2 separate regions of the Homo sapiens genome follow, and region 2 is linked to region 1. The links are chromatin contacts, found by Hi-C or POLR2A ChIA-PET in ENCODE. All regions are on one chromosome and are shown on one strand. Each heading gives the region's core, a stretch centred on a gene start or an enhancer-like site at or near the end of the contact. The rest is flanking DNA. Distances are from core to core; before and after follow the strand shown. Region 1 overlaps CAMK2B (calcium/calmodulin dependent protein kinase II beta). Region 2 holds the start of PGAM2 (phosphoglycerate mutase 2).

Region 1 (3,353 bases), core at 509-3,008:
TTCATCACATCCTGACCAGCTCCTGCCCTGCGCCAGGCAGAGTTCCAGGGCCAGGCACGCTTCACATAGATTGTCATGGGAAGTTGTGCAAGGAGGAAGGAGGGAATGATGGTGGTCCATCCTGCTGACCATGCCAGCTCTGGAATTGGAGCTCAGGGCCCAAAATTTTGGATGATGTTGCATCAGGCAGGGACCCTGCCACCAGCCTGTGCTGGCAGGACACAGCGGAGACACAGAGCCTGAAGGCAGAAGGCAGCCCTGGGAAGACCCAGGGTGAATAATGAGTGGTTTTTGTCCCAGCTTCTCCTCATGTGGAGCTGCACGGCAGCTCCTTTCTGGGGTTTGGAGGTGTGAGCTCCTCCTGTTGATCTCCGTGGTGTTTGGGAGCAGCTGAGGCCCAGGCTGGGACCAAAAGGACCTGGTCTCTCTCTGGCAGAAGGAGACAGGTGACCAGACTGGCAGCGGAGGGTGAGGCACTGGCAGCTGAGGGCAGTGGCACTGCCCTGAGGCCCTGTGGGTGCTCGCTGGGTGGCCAGCTGGCCCGCAGGGCCCAAAGCACTCTGCTCAGCCCTGCCCTCTGGCCTGCCCACCCGGGCCCTACCCAGCCCGATCCTCTGGGCAGCCCTAGGGCTTACACCGCTGGTGGTGTGCCTGGACAGGTACGGAGGCAGGCAGGAGGTGTGTCCTGGGCTATTGCCAGCCCCTCATGGCTTCTCTGTCCCCACAGTGCGTCTCCACGACAGCATCTCCGAGGAGGGCTTCCACTACCTGGTCTTCGATCTGTAAGTTCCAGAGCTGGGGACTCTCGCTGCACTCACTCCCAGCCTTGGCTCAGGGTGGGATCTGCAGCCTCCCCAGCCCCAGGGAATAGTCCCTACCCGTGGGCTGGCCACTCCCTTGAGTGTGCTTCTGCTGCTGGTCCCCTTGCTCCAAGCTGTGCCCAGCCTAGCTTCCCTCGCCTCCCCTCATTTGCTTTGCACTAGGGTTACTGAGGCCCACAGAGGCAGGGCTGACATCCTGGACTCCCCCTCTCCTCCACACAGAACAGGGCACACTGGAGGCAGCGGGTGGGTGGACCCCAGAGGAATAGTCAGTCAGCAGCTGCATTCACCTTCCTTTCCTTGGTGCCCTCATCCCAGCTGGACTGGGGCACCACTGGCTGGCGTGAGTGCACATGTGTGTGTTTATGAGTGTGGCTGTGAAATGTGAGCACGTGCACCTGTATGTATGTGTGTGGGTGTTTGCACGTGGGGGCGCGTGAGCACATGAAATCAGGGTCCATATGGGTGGGGATGTGCATACATGTGCATGTGTATTGTGTGAATGTATGAGTGAGCGTGTGGAGGTGTGTGCATGTGGGTACGCTGGCACAAGTGTATGCATGCACGTTTGCATGTGTGTGCATGCATGTGTATGTGTGTGTTTGCATGAATGTGCATGTGTGAGTGTTTCATGAGTGCGTGTGCAGTAGCTCAGTGAGAAGGTGTCTGGGGCCGCTGCCGCCTCTCACTTCCTGCCGGATTTAGAAGCAGTGATCTCATCTCCCTCACTTTTGACAGTTCCTGCTAAGCAGCGCTATATTTAGCTGTCTGTGAGTCAGTGCTGTTCCAGGACCCTGACCTGGGCAAGGGCCCATAGGCCTTAGCCTGCCCCTGTGGCCTCCAGGCGGCCACACAGCCAGAGAAGCCCAGCCTTGGTGCTATTGCCATGGTTACCCCAGGCCCTCCCCATGGCTGCTGTGAGCGTGCAGGCCGAGCAGAGACAGGACACGCCTGCGTGGGGGCTGCCCTCTCAGCTCCTCCTTCCTCAAGTGACAGACGTCAGGCCATGGCACATGTAGGCCTGAGGAGGCCTCTGTCCATGTGAGGTTCTCTGGCCTAGAGAAGCTGAGACTGTCCCTGCAGGGGCTTGGCCACCTCTCAGGTTCCCCTGCATGTTCCACAAGACACCAACTCAAATCACCAGCCAGGTGACTGGGGCTGACCCAGGACACAGTTGCCACTGCCTGGCTGAGGCTGTGTCCTGAAACGTCTGTCCTGTGGCCCTGGGGAGCTGGCAGGCTTGCTGCCACACCTGTGTGCCCCAGCACACCTCCACCAGCCTCTTTTCCCAGGAAATGGAGACTGTGGGGTGGGGGGTGGTCCGATCCAGGGCCCTTGGTGGCCAACAGATGGCTGCATGTGTTACAGGAGCCGAGGAGGAGAAAGGGTGGTGTGTTCGTGCATGTGTGTGTGCCCATTTGAGAGACTCTCATGTCTCCCGCCTTGCCAAGCACATGCCAGGCAGGTGTCATTGGAGGCCCTGAGGCAGGCTGGGAAGAGGAGATTGGCTGGCGAGTCAGGAAGGACCCTCCATGTCTTCCCCACCAACCTCCATGGCCCCTGTGCCTCAGCCAGCCTCCAGGCCAGCAGAGGGCCGGGACAGCAGTTTCTGGAGTTGGCTGGCATTGCCCTCAGGAGGCCCTGAGGCCCCATAGTAGTTTGGGAACTCTGTGGATTCTGGGGGATTGACAGATATCCCCACTCCCCTTGCTTGGGAATGTCACAGGGCTTGAGAACCAGGCCTGGGAGTAGAGGGTCTCACACACACCTGCACGCCCAGAGGACAGAAGCTCCCATAGGCGCCATGGCTGAAGCCAAGAATCAGCCATGTGTCCCCCACAGCCTAAGGAAAGGGGGCCATGGAGTCATATGTGTGCCTTCCCGGACTGTGTCCCTCCTGGGCCAGCACTGAGTTTCCCAAACTCCCCACAGCAACCAACGTGGGTGGAGGAGCAAACTCCCTTCCCTGAAACTGAACCACTAGATGGCCCTGGCCAGGGAGTCCCAGGTGCCCACCAGCCCAAACTACAGCTTCCTGAGCACACAGAGCACACCAGAGGGCCTGCATCAGCCCTAGTGAGGCACCCCTTGGAGCGACTCTGGGCTGCAGCCCTGGCTCAAGACCGTAAGGCCTTTTAGCCACTGTTCTGTGCCTGGACTCGGCGTCTGCAGAGCCTAATCTGTGTTCAGTGTGTGCCAAGACCTAAACAGTTATAGCACAACACTGGGGCATGCCAGGCCCTTGCCTGGGCTAGATGTGGGTTTTGATCCTCCTGCCCAATGCACATGTATACACAAGCACACATATGTACAAACATGCACACATGTGTGCGCATGAACAAACTGCTCTACAAGTGCACAAGGGCACACACAGGCACACAGTTGTACACACATGCACACAGGCACACATGCAAAACAATATACATGAACATGAGTGCACGCATGGGCACACATAGGTACAGACACACAGACACACATGCACATGTGCTCACATGCACAAGCCAGTATACATGTACACAAGGGCACACACAG
Region 2 (3,353 bases), core at 524-3,023, 190 kb after region 1:
CAAGTGACTTGAAAATATGACCATGCTTCAAAGTCTCCAGTGATTCCCACTGTGTTGGGACACAAAGCCCACCTCTCTGCCATGTGCCCCTGATGGTCGCTGCCCCAGCTTGTTTGCTTTCTGTAGGGCTTGGGTCTTTGCCAACCCCTCTACCTGAATTGCTCTCCCTGTAGGACTCATCATAGCTGAGGCCTTTGCACTCCGCTCTTTCCACTCACATGTCACCTCAGGGCTGTCCCCGGCCTCTCCTTTCCCATCTCTCCCAGTACATTATGGTCCTTCCTTCCTAGCATCTGGTGCTATCTACGGTAGGCATGTTTAGCTGCTGGTACGATCCCTCCTCCACTGAAATATGGGCTTCATGTCTGGCCCCTGTGGGACTGCCAGAGCCTGGTCCTCAGTCATGTTTAGTTGGGCTAGTGAATCAACTCTTGGTCAAAGGGACAAAAGCAGATGAGGAGATGTGGCTTCAATCAGGATCAGTGTGGAACAGTGAGACCTGCGCATGGCACTGCTAGGAGGGATGGGTTCCACCTGCCAGCCTTGGGGGTCCTGGCAGCCGACAGGACTTTGCCCACTGGGACTTGTCTGCCAACCTTTGGGTACAGAGCCTTAGCTTCACAGGCCCCAAGCCAGGAGCCCCTCCCCAGGTAGGCCAGCAGGGATGGAGGGAGGCCTGTCGAGGGTTTCTTGCACACTCAGATCCAAGTCTCAGAGTGGTGGTCCCTCTGCTGGCCTCTCACCTACCCGCTCCTGTTATCAGAAGTGTCGCAGGTGACAGTGTGGTCACTGGGGTGGGAGGAAATGGGAGGCCCTGGATGGGGCCCATGCCCAAGGGTCTGGCCATGGCCCCTTCATTAGGGCCCCAATTGTGACTTTATTGCTCATAGTCTCTTCCCTGCCTTGGTGGCTCTCATCCCCCAAACCTGAATGCAGAAGTCTTGGTCCTAGACTCAACTCCGTGCCACCCTTCAGCCTACGTTGTGGGTTCCTGCTAAGCTGAGCATTTACCTAACAATCAAGACTTCTGACAGTCCTCAGTCCTGCCCCCAAACCCCCTTGGATTTCTCTTTTTCAAGGTGGTTTCGGCTAGGAGAGTGAGCGTGGCTTGGGTGAGGGCAGATAGGGTGGGAGCATGGGGCATGTATGGATGAGACCTTGACAAAGGGACCCCGGAGGAAAGACAGGGGCCCTTTCCCCCTTTGTCCTGGAAACCCGGCTCAGCCCCAGCCCTTGCCCATTCTGCTGCTGCTGCCTGGTACCTTCCACAAGGCCAGACTCCTCTCCACAAAGCTGTGGTCTGCACCAGCTCCTCTGGCTCTCCTCCTCTGCCTGCTGAGGGCCGCCTCCTAGCCTGGCTGCCAATCACAGGAGAAAGGGGTTGGGATTTTGTTTGTGCCTCTGTCTGAGCAGAGAATGGCTGATAGGCCACTGAGCGTTGCCCTGGAGAGCCCCTCTGTCCCTGCTATCCCCATCTCCCCTGGCCCAGACTTCTGCCCTTCACGCCCATCCCTGACCAGCAGCCCCACTCAGTCTGGGCTCTGGGTGCCAGCTGGTTATAGACATGCCACCTGAACCCAGGCCAGGAGCTGGTGGATGCGTGGGGCTATTTTAAGCACAGCCTCTTGGCCTGCACACTCCCCTGGCCCCCAGCCCCCAGCAGCTCAGCTACTGGTCACCTGCCACCGCCTGGAATGCTGATTGGCAGTTGGCTGGGGTGGGTGGGGGCTGGGAAGACACTATTATAAAGCTGGGAGTGTTGGGAAGCAGCCGTCCCCGTCCAGAGTCCTCTGTGGTCCCTGCTGCCACCATGGCCACTCACCGCCTCGTGATGGTCCGGCACGGCGAGAGCACATGGAACCAGGAGAACCGTTTCTGTGGCTGGTTCGATGCAGAGCTGAGTGAAAAGGGGACCGAGGAGGCCAAGCGGGGAGCCAAGGCCATCAAGGATGCCAAGATGGAGTTTGACATCTGCTACACGTCAGTGCTGAAGCGGGCCATCCGCACCCTCTGGGCCATCCTGGACGGCACGGACCAGATGTGGCTGCCTGTGGTGCGCACTTGGCGCCTCAATGAGCGGCATTACGGGGGCCTCACAGGCCTCAACAAGGCAGAAACGGCCGCCAAGCACGGGGAGGAGCAGGTGAAGATCTGGAGGCGCTCCTTCGACATCCCGCCGCCCCCGATGGACGAGAAGCACCCCTACTACAACTCCATTAGCAAGGTGGGCTGCCTTTGCTGGGAAGGCCTCTGGGAAGCTGCAGAGTGGGGAGTCGGGTGGGGGCCCACTGGCTTGGGAGGGAAAGCAGCGTGCCTGTGTCCCCCAGGAGCGTCGGTACGCAGGCCTGAAGCCCGGGGAACTCCCCACCTGCGAGAGCCTCAAGGACACCATTGCCCGGGCCCTGCCCTTCTGGAACGAGGAGATTGTTCCCCAGATCAAGGCCGGCAAGCGAGTGCTCATTGCAGCCCACGGGAACAGCCTGCGGGGCATTGTCAAGCACCTGGAAGGTGAGGCCACCTTCAGGAGCCTGGGCAGGGTGGGTGGGCAGCAGCCCCAGCTGGCTTCTCATCTCAGCAAAGTCTCTCGCCCATGGACCAGGCTTTCTAGGCGTGGGGCTCCACATCATTCACTGAAAAAGGAGGGCTGAGAAGCCATTTTTTAGTTTTGTGAAATTTTCCCCATTTCTGTGTAACTGGGACACACTCCACAGGGGCTGACTGCACTCGAAGCTCGCTGTGTCCCGAGGTGGGGCAGGCTCCAAAGGTGGCATCTGCCAAGGGACACCCAGCTAGGAAACGGAAGGGCTGGGCTTAGAGCATCTGGCTCCAAATCCCAACTTACTGTGGGGCCCTGGACAAGCCACCTCCATCTCTGGGCCTCTCCCTTTTCCGGGGTGGTGGGGAGCTCCCCCTGGTACTGAATTCCTCTTGATGTAGGCTTGGACCCCTCGCAGGGCCCTCCCCCATCAGGTCCTCAGAATCCCTGCATGAGCTTCACCACCTATCTCCCTCTGGAGCCCCTCTCTGGGCAAAGGAAAGACCAATCAAAAGAGGGGTGCAGGACTATGGAGTGGCCAGACTCTGGGCTTGCAGCTGGGCTCCCACTGAAGAGCAAGGGCTGACAAATGGGCCCGGGATGCATGGGCGCAGTAAGGCCTCGCCCAGAGTGACTGGCACCTCCGCTCCGCCTCCCACCTTAGTATTCTGACACAAGGGCAGTCTAAATTAGCATCTGAATGACCTTAAAGCTTGTTGAGTCCTGGAAAGGCTAGAAGGGTGTGCCCCAGACCTCCTGCTCCTAGGGCCGTTGGGCAGTTGGCCAGAGCACCCAGACCGGCAGGCCCCGGAGACCC

What was found. Hi-C counts contacts between places; a loop is a spot of excess contacts on that map. ChIA-PET counts read pairs that join two places held with the same protein, here RNA polymerase II (POLR2A). Pooled maps may share reads with other maps.
Region 2: a pooled map shows a loop between it and region 1 (2.7-fold over the local background). The contact joins the promoter of PGAM2 here to the enhancer-like site in region 1. A Hi-C loop is called at or near these places in 2 of 168 maps with a recorded cell type or tissue (ascending aorta and endothelial cell of umbilical vein) and 6 of 50 pooled maps. POLR2A ChIA-PET finds 5 or more read pairs at or near these places in 1 of 52 experiments (H1).

What each region holds. Positions count from the first base shown.
Region 1 is chr7:44,256,301-44,259,653 of GRCh38, reverse strand. CAMK2B (calcium/calmodulin dependent protein kinase II beta) reads left to right here. Exons shown (of 24, transcript NM_001220.5): 4 at 728-782. Among named protein-coding and RNA genes, the nearest start is that of YKT6, 57 kb to the right of the region's middle. RefSeq lists enhancers at 849-898, 1,779-1,858. Within about 2 kb of position 1,758, at least 25 of the 41 ENCODE cell types and tissues checked have a DNase peak (open chromatin) inside an H3K27ac peak, as active enhancers do; they include ascending aorta and endothelial cell of umbilical vein, where a contact is called at or near this core.
Region 2 is chr7:44,063,987-44,067,339 of GRCh38, reverse strand. It overlaps PGAM2 (phosphoglycerate mutase 2), which reads left to right and starts at 1,773. Exons shown (of 3, transcript NM_000290.4): 1 at 1,773-2,224; 2 at 2,328-2,508. The coding sequence starts at 1,811. It overlaps DBNL (drebrin like), which reads right to left. Exons shown (of 13, transcript NM_001014436.3): 13 at 1-3,353. RefSeq lists a silencer at 757-826 and enhancers at 2,007-2,076, 2,137-2,186, 2,377-2,436, 3,081-3,190.